2 separate regions of the Homo sapiens genome follow, and region 1 is linked to region 2. The links are chromatin loops, found by intact Hi-C in ENCODE. Cell type or tissue: mucosa of descending colon. All regions are shown on one strand. Each heading gives the region's core, and the rest is flanking DNA. Links, peaks and the distances in the headings are about the cores only.

Region 1 (5,365 bases), core at 366-5,365, 61 kb after region 2:
AGCTCCATACTTTAGACCAGGAAGCTACGGGTTCTAATACCATTTGGTGCCTTCCTGGCTGTGTGACCTTGAGCAACTTAACATAATGTCTCTGAACATCCGTTTCTTCATCTGGAAAGTGGAAATCATTAATAGCTACTTCAAGTAGAATTCTGCTGTGAGAATTAAATGAGATCACATGTGTCAAGCTCTGGGCACATAAAGGGCACTCAATACAGATTGGTTTTATCTGTACTTCCTTATTGAGCCAGTTGGATTACCCAGGCAATTGTAGGTGTGTATAGACCAGGCTATCGGTCTACACTTTGAGACCTCAGAAAGTCTTTTTGCAAATTCTCTATCAAAACACTCCTGCCTCACTAGAGAGGCCACTATTTCTCCCACATTGACCCTTCCTACTGCCACTGCAGAGTTTTGGCAGGGGAATGCTTTATTTTGTGTTCAAAATAGATGTAACTATAGGCCCCAGGGCAATGAGGGAAATAATACAACAAACTATCGACTAAGACTGTCAAAGTCATTTAGTCCGCATCACTGTTTTTATAGGACACAGAGGTGACTTGGCGACTACCCAGCTAGTTAGTTTCAGAGCTAGGATGAGAATCCAGGTCTCCTGACTCCTGAGTGCCTCACCAAAATGTGTAACACCTGCAGAAGGCCATCAGCAAGATTTAGGATACTCCCAGAGGGCAAATCCATTGCTTTTTATAACCAAGATAGTCCATGGAATGTATCATGACTGTGGTGGTTGAAACAAAGAAATTATTTAATGGATACAATGTATATTGTTCAGGTGATGGTTACACTAAAGGCCCAGACTTCACCACTATGTAATACATCCATGGAACAAAACTGCACTTGTACCCCTTACATTTATAAACAAACAAACAAAAACAACAGAGTGGATTTTGCTAATCTAAATTTTTAAAGGGAAGGGAGGAAAACTTCCAAGAAGCTTGTCTTAATTACCAAGGGCCATCGAAAATTTTGTTTTCTCCTTGTTACAGAAAATATTTGGGTTGCCTGGGATTCTTTACCATACTTAAAAAAAAAAATAGAAATTTTCACTTTCCACTGCTCTTTCCCATCTGGTATGGTTTGGATATGTGTCCCCTCCAAATCTCATGTTGAAATGTGATCCCCATTGTTAGCGGTGGGGCCTGATGGGAGGTGTTTGGATGGGGCAGATCCCTCATGAGTGGCTTAGTGCCATCCCCATGGTAATGAGTGAGTTCTTGCTCTGAGTTCACTCAGAGATCTGGTTGTTTAGAAGAGCACAGCACCTCCCCCTTCTCTCTCTTGCTCCTTTACTTGCCATGTGACGGGCCTGTTCCTGTTTCGCCTCCACCATGAGTCAAAGTTCCCTGAGGACTCACCAGAAGCCAAGCAGATACCAGGACCACACTTCCTGTACAGCCTGCAGAACCATGAGCCAATTAAAACTCTTTATAAATAACCCAGCCTCAGGTACTTCTTTTCTTTTCTTTTTTTGAGATGGAGTCTTGCTTGCTCTGTCGCCCAGGCTGGAGTGCAGTGGTGCAATCATAGCTCACTGCAGTCATGACCTCCTAGGCTCAAATGATCCTCCCACCTCAGCCTCCCGAGTAGCCAGGACTACAGGTGCACATCACCACACCTAGCTAATTTTTGTATTCTTTGTAGAGACAGAGTCTCACCATGTTGCCTAGGCTGGTCTCTAACTCCTGGGCTCAAGAGATCTGCCTGCCTCAGCCTCCCAAAGTATTGCGATTACAGCTGTGAGCCCCCATACCCGGCCAGGCATTTCTTTAGAGTGAGGTAAGAACAGACTAACACACCATCTTTCCATCATCTCACAGCCTGTGAGATACACAGGTAGCTATTATCATCCCCTTTCTACAAGAGGTGTAAAAGATATGTGGATCCACATTTGAATTCTGCTTGCCACCTGTGTGATGTTGGGCAGGTCAGTTAACCTCTTTGAGCCTCACTTTTCTCAGTTTTAAATGAGTATGGCCATATTAGCTGTGGCTATTGAGTTTAATGCAGCATTTCCCAAACTTCCCTCATGATGAGAATCCTCTGGGCATTGTTAAAATCACAAATTCCTGGGCCCTAGTCCAGGGCTACTGAACTAGAATTCCCAGGGATGAGGCCTGGCAGTCTGACAGGCCCCAGAGATTATCAGGGAAATTTGGGAAACACTAGGTTGAGTTTTATAAAGCATTTACTGTTGTGTCTGGCACTAAGCAGCCAATATTGAGTATTTAGATGGGTTCAATCTTTGAAATGTGGATAATGATGATTACAGAATAGGGTTATGATGAAACACAAGAAAAATAATGTGTAGTCCCTGGCAAACAGTAAGTTCTAAGTATCTGTTGAAGTCCTCACTTCATTGCACTCATCGGGACTCCCAGGATGAGAGGGGATCACCTGGAGGTTCGCTGGTTCTCTGTCATGGCTCTATCCAAGGGCTATGCCTCCTCAACTCCAGGCCTCCATCCTCTAGCCCAGCACCTCCCACGGGAAGATTCTTGTTTTCTAGATTCCAGGGAGCAAGCCTCATTTGACCAATTTGGGTTTCAGGTCCTTCCTTGTACCAGTCACTGTGGTTAGGATTTGGACTAGGCTGACTGGCCAGGACAAAATAACTTGCTTACCTAAGACCCAGAGGGATGGGGGCCAGCCCATCTGAACTTCAGGAATGGAGAATGGTCCATATCCATGTGAGTCCTTCCAGTGGTCCCTTGGAGGTGTTGCTAGGCCAAGAAAAACGGATGGTTGGCAGGCAGCCCCACAGACGTTCCTTGCGTCAGCTCTCCAGTTCACAGTCAGCCAGCAGACTCCAGATGCCTCAGTGACTCCGGAGCTTCTGGCAATCTCTCCTCTGCTAGTGCGACCACGGCCAGGCTTGAGGGCCTCAGTCAGATGACCCAGCCTTTGACCTACCCTCATCTGTGCAACCATCTCCAGCCCCCTCCTTGGCCTGCTCACCCTTGGGCCAGCCTGTCCCAGGGGCCTATCCAAGGGCTGGACCAGGGACTTAGAGCTGCTGTTGTCCAAAGCTGCTTATTAGAGACCCACTGTGGGAATCCTTCCAACCATGAACAATGAGTTTCTAAACCAGGATAAAAACAGCCTTTGCAAGTCAGCAAATGAGACAAACTGAATTGCTCAACCCCCCTTCCCTCATTTGCCTGGTACTTTGAACACAGTGGCTAAGAACAAGGTCTCTGGAGTCAGAAGGATGTAGTTTTGAGGCCCTTCACTTACTAGCTGGGCTAGTTGTCTCACTTCTGAGCCTCGGTTTCCTCTGTGAAATCTATGAAGATTAGAGGAGGCAATGGATGGAAAGCACATGACACAGAGTAGCTCATAATCAAGAAGCATTGTCATTACTGTCCTCTCCAGGCACTGGTCTGCACCAGGAAATGTGCAGCCGTTCAGTGGTGATCAATGTCAGATAGGACAATGTCAAGGAGCCAAATCCACTGTGAATATCAAGAACCTATGATGCATTCCAAAGCCACATAGAACACATACATGGCCATGACACTCACTGTATCCTGTTCACTCAAGGCTCGGCTGTTTTCTTCCTGGAAGATACACTGCACTGTGTATCTTGTCGCTGCAGCTGGCCTCCCCCCACCCAAACAGTACAGCTGTGGGTGAGATGGTGCAGAAGCCCAGGGATGGGAGTCCTGGGTTCTAGGCTTGGCTGTCACTCCCTTGCACGGCCACCTTGGGCACGCCACTTGCCTTCTCTGGGCTTTGATTTCCTCTTTGGTCAAATAAGAGGGTTGCATGGGGTGACTTAGAAAAAGTTCTTCCCTCTCAAGGGTCTGTCCTGTGGCATTGACTAGCACACTGAGTGGTGAGACTTCCCTCGCTGAAGCCATGATGGTCAGGGTGAGGAACTACTGCAACACGCCTCACTCACACAAGTGGTCTGATCTGGGGAGCAGGAGTCAGGATGTGGGAGGCACTTATGGTACGGGCAAGAGGGCTGGCTCTGGAATCGCACACCTGGTTAATTCCTGATGGTGCTCTTCTTCCTGGCTGTATGGCCTTGGGCATTACCCTCTAAGCCACCTGTGTAGCAAGGGTAATAGCATCTACATAAGGTGGCTGTGATGATTCGGTGAGATTAATGAGACGCTGCATTTGAAGGAAAGGGCCTAGCCCATAGCAAGAGCTCAGGAAAAGCCAGCCCTGCCCCTCTCTCCTCTCCTTTGTCTGAGCTTTCTGTGCCACTAAGTTCCATGAATGAAAATAGCCCCAGATGGGCCTGGGTTTCATGCTGATTCCACTTCTTCCAAGTTACTTGACCTGTTTTCCTTATCTGTTAAATGGACATATGATCTTCCTCAAGGGCTGACGTGAATGCTTGGCATGATTAATACAGAAAGGGTTCTCCTCCCTGAGGCCCATTAACATCAACCCATTCACCACCTTCCATTTTTCCTTCCATTTTGTAGTTCTTTCTTTGTGAGACAAGTCCTCAGCCTGTCATCCAGGCTGGAGTGCAGTGGGGTGATCATGACCCACTGCAGCCTCGACTTCCCTTGCTCAAGTGATTTTCCTGCCTCAGCCTCCTGAGTAGCTGGGACTACAGGCGTGCACCACCACGCCTGGCTAATTTCTGTATTTTTTGTAGAGACAGGATCTCACTATGTTGCCTATGCTGGTCTCAAGCGATCTCCTGGACTCAAGCAATGCATCCGCCTTGGCCTCCCAAAGTGCTGGGATTATAGGCATGACCCACCGTGCCTGGCCTATAGTATTTATTGCTGTATCTGATACACCTGATCCTTAAAGACCCCATGGTGGGAAGTCAGGGCCAGAAAATCTGAGGCCAGACCACAGCATTTCTCAGTTTCACCCCACTCCCATGTTCTTTCACTCTGAGAGGCACAAGAACATGCCTGCCTAGTTCATTCTCACAGCCCAGATGCTTAGCACAGCACTTGGGCCAGAGGAGGTCACTTCTCCATCCCATGCTTGGAACCACAGGTAGCTTGCTTCAAAGGGCAGTAGGTGCCAGGGTACCACCCAGAGGGTGAGGTGGGTCACGGGCTCTTCTGGAAACACTTTACACTGCTGGAATCACACAACAACTATAAGACATTGTAAGGAACTAGGGCTTGTTGTGGGTTCAAGGCTGTATAGAATGAATACATAAGAATGAGTATATGTGTACGTGTATAAACAACCACAGTAAACTGGCTGAACTCTTCTGGAAAACATGGAACCTTGTACATGAGCCTCATAAATGTTTTTAGCTTTTGGTCCAATGACTCTACTACTTCTAAGAGTTTGTACTAAGAACTCCACAAAAAGTATAAATAAGTAGTAATATAACAATATCCACTACAGGGGTAAG
Region 2 (5,375 bases), core at 68-5,067:
TTAGCATGATTAGTGTTAACTGACATCTGCTAAGAGCTCACTGTGTGGCCTGCACTGTGCCCGGGGCTCTGCACATCATCTCATTTAATCCTCAGGACAACCCTCTCAGCTGGGTGCTGTTACTCCTCTCATGTGATACGTGAGAACACTTAACCTTAGCGAAGTTGGGAGACTCGAATCTCACAGTTCCAGGAGGAGCTAGGATTCAAACCCAGAGCCCATGCCAAGCAGAAAGAATGTTTATGAACAGAGAACCCCCACCTCCAATTCCCAAATGGGGCCATGAGCCCAGGGAAGGTGAAGGTCTTCTCTTGGGCTACACTTTTTTGGTGGAGCTAGAACTAGAGTTCAGAGTGTGTGACGCCAGCCTGAATATGTGCACTGCCCCATTGGCCTCTTTTCTGACTTGCTGCCAACTTACCTGATGCCGAGGACTGTTGTGTGTTAGGAGGAAATCAAGTGTCACGAGCCAGTGGGCAGGAAAGGAGGCCCAAGACAGCTCAGTTAAGGAGGCACTCCCTGATGAGGCAAGCTGTGAAGCAGTGATGGGCATGAGTCTCTTGTCCTCCTGAGCCTCAGTTTCCTCACCCTCAAAATGGGGATAATGATTTCTTCCGATAGATATTGTTATGGGGATGAAAAGCAATGCCCCTGGTGAGAGCTCCTGAAGTGGTGTAGCCCCCAACTGGACTTGGTGGACGTTGGCTCCCCTCTCGCTCCCTGTTCCCCACATTCTCTGGGAAATGGCAGAGAAGGCATCTGTGGAGCCATTGCTGCACAGTGCTTAGAACAGTGTCCTATGGCTGCTGTAACAAATGCCCACAAACTAGGTGGCTGAAAACAACAGAAATGTATTCTCTCACCATTCCAGAGGCCAGATGTCCCACATCAAGGTGTCAGCAGGACTGTACTCCCTACAGATGCTCTAGGAGAAAACCCATTCCTTGCCTCTTCTGGGGGTTGCCGGCTCCCGTGGCTGGTGGCCACATCACTCCAGTCTCTGCCTCCAGGGTCACACACCTTCTCCCCTGTGTGTCTCTGTAATCTTACCTCTCTCCCACAAGGACACTCATGATGGCATCCAGGATCCACCTGGATAATCCAGGGTAATCTCATCTCCAAATCCTTAGCTTAACCACATCTGCAAGGACCCTTTTCCAAATAAGGAAATAATTGCAGGGGCCAGGGCTGAGGACATGGGTGTATCTTTTCGGGACCACCATTCATGCCACTGCAGAACCCACATGTTGGGGACCCTGGCTCACCACCTCCCTCTGTTCCTACTAGGAGGCCAACTGCAAAAACCACAGAGTGAACCGGGTGGTGTTCCTGGGGAACATGAAGCGGCTCCTCACGACAGGGGTCTCCAGGTGGAACACAAGACAGATTGCCCTCTGGGACCAGGTCAGCCACGGGGAGGCCTGCTGGGTTTGGGCTAAAGGAAGCATCGTTGCCTCGGAGGTCACTTCCTCAGAAAGTCAGGAGCCTGGGCCCGCACACCAGCTTCTCATAGCATTCCCAGTGGAGAAATCAGACAGAGACCCCCAGAGGCCGAGCTTGGGTACAGAGGCTTCAAGGAACAATGTCGGCCACACCTGCAAGATGTTCACCCTCTTTTTCCAGAGTGGGGGCTGAGCTCCAGAGAGATTGAGAGACTTACCTGGGGACACATAGCAAGTAGCAGGTTTGGGGACAATGAGAACAAGTCCCTTGCCTCCTGTTTGTAAGACCCTTTCCACTGCCCCTGGCTGCTTTTCGTGACAAGAAAGTCAGTCTTGCCACCACCCATAGGACGGGCTTTTTAACATCTAGGGGAGGTCTTAACATAAAGTAGTTGCCATCCTAAGAGGCCTTCCTGGGATTTGGGGAGGGGTATGCCATCCTGCCTGCAGAGAGGCTGAGACCAGCTCTTCTCCCTCAGGAGGACCTCTCCATGCCCCTGATCGAAGAGGAAATTGATGGGCTCTCTGGCCTCCTGTTCCCCTTCTATGATGCTGACACCCACATGCTCTACCTGGCTGGAAAGGTAGTAGGAGGTGGGGGAGGGCCCGGGGCAGCCTGTGGGAGAGCCCTACCCTCAATGCACCCCTGCACCTGCCCCACCCCCTGGAGAGTAGCCAGCCTAACCTTCCAAGTTCCTGGGCCTCACCTTTCCCATCCACACCTGCCCTCAAGTCTGACACCCATTCTTACTCAAGTGTCTGCTACCAAGAATTCCTTCAAAGGTGAGCTGGAGCGGGCTTTTACATTGGAATAAAGATCAGAGCCTGCAGTGTAGTCAGTGATGAATGATGGAATTTGAGATACCCGCCAGGAGATCCTTGGTGAATACAGCCTTGTTTGTCAGAAAGGCTGTCTACACACACACACTCACATCAGCCCATCCACCTCCACCTCTCCACCCGCAGTGAGTCCCCTGTGGTGCACCCACTAGGAGCCTAGAAGCCAGGTTTCCTTGGTTTTTTTAACTGCCCATGAGGCACAGGGGAGAGCTGTCTTCAGCTGGCTCCTGGGACCAGGCCCTGCTCTGCCCTCCCTACCTGCCACCTTCCTCAACTCCATCTCTCCTGACCCCAGGGTGATGGAAACATCCGGTACTACGAGATCAGCACTGAGAAGCCCTACCTGAGTTACCTCATGGAGTTCCGCTCCCCAGCCCCGCAGAAAGGCCTAGGTAAGTGGCCCCGAGGCTGCCACAGCTGGTGTGCTCATGGCACGGGAGGACATCTGGCCCATGGGTCACCCCCTCCCTTAAGTGGAAAATCAGACTCAGAAGGCCATAGCACATGGGCAAGTTGGAACAGAACCTGCAAGAGCTGGCCCTGCTGCAGCTGTCACTGCCCACTGGACCGGCGCTGTCACCCCACTGTGCTCACATCCACCATCAGCGGCAGCTTGCCAGCATGTGCTCTGCGTCTGCACTCCTGATCGCAGATGGGGAGCCTGAAGCCCACAGTGGCTATGATGATGGTGGGAAGTGGTCCCGTAACTAGAGGTCAGAGTGGGGTCTAGGCACAAGTCCCTTCCTGAGCCTCTAGGAAGCCGTGACTCCCAGATCCCAGCAGCAGCTCTGTCTGCCTGATAGGGCAGGAAGAAGTTCCAGGTGTTCCCGTGACTGCAGCCCCAAGCTCCCTAGGCTCTCAGGCAGAAACCCAGAGAGGGCTCTGGGATTGACAGGGTGTAGTGAGTGAGACCCCACATTCTCCCACCACTAAAAGTCTTACAACCAATTTTCCTTCCTTTCAACTAACCTGGTAATGCATATGATTCAGCAATTCTATATTTCGGGTCCAAATCACCCAATGAAACACCTATTTTCAGGGACCTCCCGTTCCCACCTCTGCGGGTGATCCTCTTTGGAGCTTGAGTCTAGCTTGCTTTCCCTGTGGGTCTGGTATTATGGACAGGGCCTGAGGGCCAGCTTCAGGAACATCGGGGCTGAAAGGGCCTGAGAGCCCACTCCAGTGACCAACAGCAAAATGGAAACCAAAAGATGTCCGAAGTCCTAATCACCATTCCATCAACTTTACTCTTCCCCAACTCTGTCATCCCCACCTCCTTCACTGTCACTCCTGCATCAAATAGTATAAAAATCAGCCTGGACTTTGGAGTCAGACCTGGGTTTACATTCTGGCTCAGCTGTGCACTTAATCCCTCTAAGTCTCAGTTTCCTCATCTGTAAAATGTGGATAATCAAACCTTCCTTGAATGGCTAATGTAAGGCTTAGAGACCACATGTGCAAGGCACCTGGCAGAGCACTTGACTCCTCCTGCTCCTTCACATAGTTGTTCAACAAACAGTTATTGACCTCCAGCTGTGTACCAGACCCTGCGCGAAGTCCAGTGGCAAATAAAACAGAACATGGCCTTACTCTCATGGAGATCACATTCCACTGAGCAGGAGACAGGCAATAAACAAATAAGAAAAATATTGGATGGGAATGAGTTCTAGGCAGAGAGTCAAATGGTGTGCTAGAACAGAAAGTGACTGGGGGCTACTTCACCCCGGTGGTCAGGGAAGGCCTCTCTGTGATGATGGTATTTTAAGTTGAGCTCTGAAAGATGGGAAGGAGAAAGAGCAGTCCCAGCAGGGGGAATGGTTAGTGCAAAGCCTCTGTGGCCAGAATGAGCCTGGCATGTTCTAGGAGCAGAAGGGAGGTCAGTGTGGCTGAGCGTGGTGTAGACTCTGTGATGTAGCAGGAGATGGGGGGAGGATGTTAGGAGACCATCGGAGAGGGGGGCAGGGGCTAAATCCATGGGATGCATTAGCCTGGGAAAGGAGTTTGCATTTGATAAGGAAATCATTATGGGGAGGGTTCTTTTTCTTGAGTGGGACATGAGACAACATGATGGGATCCGAAATGTTAGTTAAGATTGCTCTGGCAGCCAGGTGTGGTGGCTCAAGCCTGTAATCCTAGCAGTTTGGGAGGCCGAGGCAGGTGGATCACCTGAGGTCAGGAGTTCGAGACCAGTCTGGCCAATATGGTGAAACCCTGTCTCTAAACCCTGTCACCAAAAATACAAAAAGTACCTGGGTGTGGTGATACACCCCTGTAATCCCAGCTACTTGGGAGGCTAAGGCAGGAGAATCGCTTGAACCCGGGAGGCAGAGGTTGCGGTGAGCTAAGATCACACCACTGCACTCCAACCTGGGCAACAGAGCCAGACTCTGTCAAAAAAAAAAAAAAAGATTTCTCTGGCTTCAGTAGAGAGAATGGATTTGGGAGGGGCAGGAGGAAGACAGGGAAACCAGTTAGGAAGAAGTTGCAGACTTTTAGGCAAGAGAGAATAATAGGTGGGGAGAAGGAAGACGGGGAGAACAGTGTGAATCCAGATGTTTAGAAAGTAATGTCAGCAGGACTTGCTAAGGTATCGGATATGGAGGGGTGGAGAGGAAAGAAGCAGGAAGGGCTCAGAATGACTCACTTCATCCTCATCCTCATCCTCCTCACCTGTGACCACTATTGAGCATTTGCTGTGATGTAGGCACTTCTTGTAGACTCAGAAAAGTTAAGCAACTCACCTGAGGCAGGTCTTATCTGCTAAGTAGCAGAAGAAGAACTCAGACCGAATCTGCTGGCTCTTAATCCCATTTGGGAAACCATTTCACCCCTTACCTCCAGCTCCTGGAATTCCTTTATGTGGAAGAGCAGGCTTCCAGCCCAGAGGAGGAGAGGCAGAGCCTTAACTCATATTCACAATACAGGGAAAGAAATGAATGTGGTCTGTGCTCGTCACGGTGCCAGGCAGTTAATGAGTATCTTGGAACATATTCTGCTGATCACCTCAGGTAGGGCCATTGTTGTCCTCCTCGAACCAGCCAAGGAACTGGAAGCTCAGAGAGTTGTAACTTGCCAAAGGACTCCTAGATGGAA

Evidence for each region. A loop is a pair of places that touch in the nucleus more often than their neighbours do. Peaks named below come from ENCODE experiments on the same cell type or tissue, not always from the same donor. Only the 100,000 strongest peaks of a DNase experiment are listed, where the experiment ranks them.
Region 1: a loop joins it to region 2, with 5 times the contacts of the local background. A loop is called at or near these places in 1 of 110 quality-filtered maps.

What each region holds. Positions count from the first base shown.
Region 1 is chr15:68,772,993-68,778,357 of GRCh38, forward strand. No RefSeq gene overlaps it. Among named protein-coding and RNA genes, the nearest start is that of MIR4312, 26 kb to the right of the region's middle. In mucosa of descending colon, for the core only: no CTCF peak of the experiment used is centred there; a DNase peak (open chromatin) is centred at 2,869.
Region 2 is chr15:68,712,638-68,718,012 of GRCh38, forward strand. It overlaps CORO2B (coronin 2B), which reads left to right. Exons shown (of 12, transcript NM_006091.5): 6 at 1,288-1,404; 7 at 1,922-2,026; 8 at 2,578-2,674. Among named protein-coding and RNA genes, the nearest start is that of MIR4312, 87 kb to the right of the region's middle. In mucosa of descending colon, for the core only: no CTCF peak of the experiment used is centred there; no DNase peak of the experiment used is centred there.